Linked DNA regions of Mus musculus: region 1 is linked to region 2. Evidence: chromatin contacts called from ENCODE Hi-C data. All regions are on one chromosome and are shown on one strand. The core of a region is the stretch at or near the end of the contact, and the rest is flanking DNA. Distances in the headings are between cores, read along the strand shown. Region 1 has its middle 17 kb from the start of Rnf222. Region 2 overlaps Myh10 (myosin, heavy polypeptide 10, non-muscle).

Evidence for each region. Hi-C counts contacts between places; a loop is a spot of excess contacts on that map.
Region 1: a loop to region 2 is called in a map of v-Abl transformed pro-B cells, with 2.3 times the contacts of the local background. The contact joins two enhancer-like sites. A Hi-C loop is called at or near these places in 2 of 37 maps with a recorded cell type or tissue (CH12.LX and v-Abl transformed pro-B cells).

Annotation. Positions count from the first base shown.
Region 1 is chr11:68,870,200-68,873,318 of GRCm38, forward strand. No RefSeq gene overlaps it. Among named protein-coding and RNA genes, the nearest start is that of Rnf222, 17 kb to the right of the region's middle. Within about 2 kb of position 1,637, at least 1 of the 3 ENCODE cell types and tissues checked has a DNase peak (open chromatin) inside an H3K27ac peak, as active enhancers do.
Region 2 is chr11:68,730,755-68,734,190 of GRCm38, forward strand. All of the region lies in intron 3 of Myh10 (myosin, heavy polypeptide 10, non-muscle), which reads left to right. Among named protein-coding and RNA genes, the nearest start is that of Myh10, 41 kb to the left of the region's middle. Within about 2 kb of position 1,517, at least 1 of the 3 ENCODE cell types and tissues checked has a DNase peak (open chromatin) inside an H3K27ac peak, as active enhancers do.

The DNA.
Region 1 (3,119 bases), core at 387-2,886, 140 kb after region 2:
GCAGCAGGACCGAGAATTCTTCAATGGGTCTTCCAACCACACAGCCTCAACAATCTATCTCCTAAGAATTCATTCTAAGGAAATGCCGGAGCTGGTATGTGAAGATTGTATGTTTAATGGTGTTTTCTGCAGTACAGCTTACTTTTATAGACTCACACTGAAAGCCTATCACTACCCACAAATCAGTTTACTTTACCAAGCCATGCATGCTACATCCACACATGGGATATGGTACAGCAGTCCAGGACAGGGTGGATATTTGTGAATCAGCATACGATGACTCAAAAGACATTAAATGCAAAGAAGTTACAGGACGGTAAGTAGAATTCAACATTAAAAAATTTATTGAAAGTGTGTATGTCAGCTGGGTGTGATGGCTCATGCCTGTAATCCTCACACTGGATGGGTGTGCACAGGAGGAGTCAGGGTTCAAGGTCAACATCATAGCCTGTCTCAAAAGCATGTGTATTTTGAGGCCAGGTGAGGTTGTTGGGAGCGGGTGAGGCTGCACACACCAGTGATTCTAGCACCCAGAAGGCAGAGGCAGGAAAATCAAGACAGACCCAAGGCCAACCTGATCTGCATAGCAAATTCTATACCAGCCAAGACTAATAGATGTGAGCCCCTGGCTCAAAGGGGACTGACTGGGGGGGGGGGGGGGGCTGGAGAGATGGCTCAATGGTTACGAGAACTTCTGTTCTTGCAGAGGGCTGGGTTTGCTTCCCAGCACCCACATGGAGGCTCACAAGTGTCTTTAACTCCAGTTCTAGGGGATTCAAGTGTCTAGTCTCTAAGGGAACCCATGGATGTGTGCACATACACACCCACAGACATACACATAAAAATAGATAAAATGTCTATGTTTGTAGGTCAAAGTGCTCATATTTGAGGATATACTTATACAAAGATTGTCAGTGTCTCTGCATGGATAGCTTGTATTTTATCAAATAAGATAGTATCATGGAAAAAGTATGTCTAGTTCCATTTAGAAAACGAAATAAAGAGAGCCCCAAGCCTTGAGAAACACAACCTCCTTACAGTGTAGGAAACACTTTCATAACCATTGTCCTACAAGCTCTGGACGAGTTCAAATAAAATAAAAATACTTCGCCATCCATAGGCAAGAAGACAGAACGAAAGAAGCCGCTGGCCCGTCAGGAGTTGAGCGATTTAGAAGCAGCCAAGACTTCAAAACAAGCCCCTCACTTGTTCAGTCCGGCATGACATCATTGCCTCACCCTGATTGTCTCTCCATCAGCCCAGATAAACTTGTCTGAACCCAAAAAGCTCCCCGCCCCTCCAAGAAATACTAGCAGGCGGCCAGGAAATAAAAACCAAATCAAGGTGATCAGGATCCAGATGAGGGAAGATAACTGTGTTTTCAGAAAAAAGGCACCATAGCAAATGCCTAGTGTCACCTATCACAGGGACATAATGGCATTCATCCTAACTGGCCACCATATGGGCAGAAAGGGTTCTCAGACACCAGAAGCCTCCACTCTGGTGTCTCTCAGGCCACGCCCAAGCCCCCCACCCATTCCTTCCCCTCCCTCACTCCAATCCCCCAAAGTTGCAAGGCACCTGGTCCTGGCTCCTCAGCTGATCTGGTTCACAGCAGCACGTGGGGACCACCCGGGGCCAGCTGGGAAAAAGCAGAGGTCAACAGGAAGAAGGAGACTCAATCATGTCTGACAAAAGAGACTCTGGGACAGGAAGTGAGTTTGAGCCAGGAAGGCTGGGGCCTGCTGTCAAGTAGTGAGGCAACCCTGCCAGCCTTGTTACTCAGCTGGAGTTGAGCAAGACCTGGGAGCTTGGGCAAGGGAGTAAGAAATGCCAGTCATAGCTTCAAGGCTCTCCACCTCTGCTGTCTGCGTGTGAACGGCTGCTTCTGGTCCTCTCACCCACTTCTCCCCTCTGTCCCTAAGGACGAATGAACGCTGGCTAACTAATTTAGTGGAGGAGACAAACAGGTGCCAATGTTTTTATGTCTACGCCGGTGCAATAACACAGCAAGTAAGAGCTCAAATTAGGGGTTCGTGGGTGTGGCTCAGTGGTACTCTACTTGCCCAGCCTGGGTAAGGCCCTGGGCTCTGTGGCCAGTGCTCAAAACCAAAACAAACCAGAGAGAGAGAGAGAGAGAGAAGAGAACACAATCTTAAAGGCAGAGAGCTTAGACTTTTCATCCTTGAACCTCGTTTTCCCTCTTAGGAATTGGAGCTAACACCAGTGCTGACTCCTGCCACTGTTTGCCGCTCAGATGGGATAATGTGTATAACTACCTCCATATAAATCCCAAGATCCAGTGAGTCCCTTGAGCTGTCAGCATTGTCCCCTTCCTGCCTTTCCAAGGCTGGTCCATTCCCTAAGTCTTTATCAGATCACGTAAGCCATCCACGTCTCTTGCCTCCACAGTGACTGCCGTTCTCCTGTGCCCATTAGTCTTACCAAATAGAACAGGAGCCATTAGTAAAAGTGGGCACGGATAACACGTTAAAGTTATTGCCTGCTCCTGTCTAGTCTACAAATGTCCGTCTTATGGAAAACAAAATAACAATGCCTTATCTGTTGTTAACAACACAAAACAAGAAGCTTCCCTGGGAAGTCATTTCCCATAGGGGTGTCTTTATTCTCAGAGAAGGCAGGTTTTGTACATACTTGTCTCTAATAGGTGCCTAGGAGGGGCCAGCAAGTACTGGAAGTTAGTCTATAAATATTTGTGGCTCTCAGTGATCTGATGGAAACATGGCCCTATTTAAACCCAGTCCTAAACTGTGAACTGACCTCAAGGGGACAGGATACCTCAGACAGATAGGCAGACATGTAAGGTTACAGAGAGAGGGGTTTACTATAGAACTTACTAAGGAAGTATAGTCTTGAGTGACAGTAAAAACTATAGCTGGCAATCTGGGTCAGAAAGAGGAGTATACTTGTGGGCTGGGACAAAAGTGACTTCATCCTGGCTGGAACATACCTGGTATCTCATAACAAAATATCAAAGAGTCGGGTGTATTCCTGGGGCCAGGGTCTGGTTGTTCAAAGCCCCATATTTGACTTTAATGGTTTTATCTAGTTGTGGTTTGCTGGGAGACCATACAGGAAAAACCGGCCAGGGTTACTCA
Region 2 (3,436 bases), core at 267-2,766:
AAGTTGGTTTTGTATGGTTTGCTTTTTTTTTTTTTTTTTTTTTTTAAGTAAGCCCCCCACCCCCAAACTCTGTTTTCCACTGTGATACTTTCTGTTCTTTATTGTTTCCTCTCTTGGGGTTTCATTTGCTCTTTCCTAGGCTTTTATGATGGGGGCTGCGATTGTTGATTTGAACATTGCCGCTGCTGGGCCTGTGGCTTATGTCAGCTATACTGAGTGTCTCCTCCTGTGGTTTTTGGAAGGCACTGTGGAAAACACTGGGCTGGCTGTGCTAGCACACGTGTCTCCTCATTAGACAGTTGATTGGATTTTTTTAACTGAGTTTCTTTTCATTATAATTGTCACTGTCTAGATACATTTATGGGTTTTTGGAGTTGGAGCGTCCTTGTGCACTGTCATGGTGCCTCTCTTGGCAGTTTAGGAAAGGAGGAGTCGGTGAAACTGAACCCAGAGGTCGGGATTGAGAGGACGGTGTCATAGACTTGGAAGGGTCTTGGAGATCTCAGGCCCGTTCCTCTAGGTGCTATTAGAGAGACTGAGAGAAACTCTAGAGCAGTACAAGGTCAGAGAGAGAGCAGTGCATGAGTCTGGGAGGAAGAGCCTTCGTTGTTAGTGCTGCAGGAGGATGGATGTCCGTATGGGGAAGGGAGAGGTCGTCACTTCAGACAGTGCTGGGTATTACAGATCCAGGGAGATCCAGCGCTTTTATGGACGCGTTAGGAGACTGCTTATTTTGTGTGTGTGTATAGTTTGGTGTGGGTTTGGGGCTTCTTTTTGTTCTTTTTTTTTTTTTTTTTTTTTGGTTTTGATTTTTTTTTTTTTTTTTCTGTCTTTCCTTACACTTCTTTTCTTTTTTGTACTGGCTGTTGAATTCTTGAGCTTAGGGCACTCACGTATGTTTGGCAAACACAGTTCCACTGAGTGACACCCCTAGCCTAGTGTTTTAGTTTCCTTAATGTTAAAAAATAAATACCCCTTCTCAAGAAAGTCGTTTTTAAAACTTGGTATCATGGTGTTGTGTAGAAGTCGATCAGAGCGTTCAAGGATCTGAGGCTCACATATGAGAGTAAGCAGGCAGATCTCTGAGTTGGAGGCTAATCTGCTCTACATAGAGAGTTCCAGGAAAGCCAGGGGTAACCTAAAGACCTGTCTCAAAACAAAACAAAACAAAACAAAACAAAACAACAAAGCAGTAGATGAGACTTGGTAAACTGTTTCTGTTCTGTCTTACAAGCGGTTTTTAATTCCTTTGTCATAAATTTCTCCATTTTTACATCACCCCATCTTTCTTCTTCTAGACCTTTAGAATATTAGAGATAAGTAGAAGTAAAAGAGAAATACACTCTTCCTGAAAATCATGAATTCATAGGTGAAGAGCCACAAGGAGCAGTGGTCACTGCAGGTGGTTGGTGCAAACTCAGCCTGGAACAAAGATTACAGTTCCAGCGTCTCACCAGTACCAACATGGTGTCCGATGCCAGATTTCTTCCAGTGGACTTAAAAACCCCAATAGCCTGCCAAGGCTGACAATGCAAGCAGAGCTCTGGGGGAGCAAATGGCAGTGCTGCTTGTCTAGGCCAGTATATGCCTGCGGGAAGAAGTAGCGGGGACCCTAGGGAAGGTTTCTAGTGCACATAGAACTGTAGTAAGCCAGCAGGGCCTCAGAGGTGGAGCCTGCGTTGTTGTGGGACTGCTGGGACAGACATCGAATCTCCAATGTCAGTGTTGTGTGTGGCAGCCAGGGTAAAAGTTAACAGGATCGTTAGGTAACAGTAAGAATTAACTATCGAGCCAGGCATGCTGGTACACACCTGTACTTCTGGTACTCACCAGGTGGCTACAAGAGAGTCACAAGTCCAGGACCAGCTTAGGGGCTGAGTCTAGCGTTAAAACAACAGCAACAAACACTGAGTACTGAGAGTGAGGTGGAGAGAGTTGTTCCCCAGTACAGTAGTGCAGGATAGGAGAAATCACTTTAAAGTTCATAGCGTAGTCGGTGACCATGGTTGACAGTTGTAGGTTATAGAATAGCTGATATACAAGATTGTGAATGCTTTCCACGAGAAGCAGCGATAGCTGAGCTGATGGACTGATGGATATACCTGGCACCCTGGTCATATCATGATATGTTATACGTACACTGAAATATCACATTGCATCTCATATATAAGTACAATTTGTAAGAATTTTTAAAAACCTATTTTAAAAATAGTCTTGAAGCTGGGTGTAGTTGTGAAGCCTTTAATCCCAGCACTTGGGAGGCAGAGGCAGGTTAATCTGAGTTCCAGGCCAGCCTGGCCTACAGATTGAGTTCCAGGACAGCAGAACTACACAGAGACCCTGTCTCAAAAGCCTTCCCTCCCGCCCCATGCAGAAAAAGTCTTGATCCAGGTGGGCAAGTGGCACACACCTTTAATCCTAGCTCTTGGAAGGCAGAGGCAGGTGGATCTTTGTGAATTCAAGGCCATTCTAGTCTACATAGCAAGTCCCAGGAGCCAAGGCTACATTGAAAGATTCTGTTTTTAAAAAGGAAGAAAGAAAGATTTGAGTGGGGGCCAACACAGTAGCAGAGTTTTTGTGTATAACTTAGTTTAACATAGAATATATGAACAGATGTGTTTAGTTTTTGGGTACCTGGTGGCATCTACCAGAAGAACAGTGAGCATAGATTGAAGGCAATAAAGTAGCTGCCTGTGCCAGGGCCTGTGACCCACAGTGCCTCTTAAAGTAGCTGCCTGTGCCAGGGCCTGTGACCCACAGTGCCTCTTAAAGTAGCTGCCTGTACCAGGGCCTGTGACCCACGGTGCCTCTTAAAGTAGCTGCCTGTGCCAGGGCCTGTGACCCACAGTGCCTCTTAAAGTAGCTGCCTGTGCCAGGGCCTGTGACCCACAGTGCCTCTTAAAGTAGCTGCCTGTGCCAGGGCCTGTGACCCACAGTGCCTCTTAAAGCGTAGCAGACTGTTCAGTTCTGTTAAAAAAAACATAACAGCCGGAATGTAGTTCAGTGGGTAAGTGCTTGCCTGACATACATGAAGTCCTGGGTTCAGTCCCCAGGACCGCATGTACGTACACACACTGTGCAATACGATAAGAATACTTGCAAGTAATTAGAACTCTTATCCTATTAACTATGTAGATGTGGATTCAGGTTTTTTCTGTTTGAAAAGTCTGAATGCTTAAATCATTAAATCACTTTGAAATATTAAAAATTGAATAATCATGTAAACATAGTAGAGTGTTACTGTATGCTTTGTTGTGTTTGGAATCTGTCAGTCGGCTTTTTGTCAGCGTTACAAATACCTAAGAAAAATGGTTTAAAGGAGAGGTGGCTCATTTTGACTTGAGGCAGTGGGTCGGCCTCACATAAACTGTCCTGACTAGTTGCGGGTATTCGTGAAGTCACCTAGGAAGCAGTGTTTCCAGTCTGGGTCCTGTCG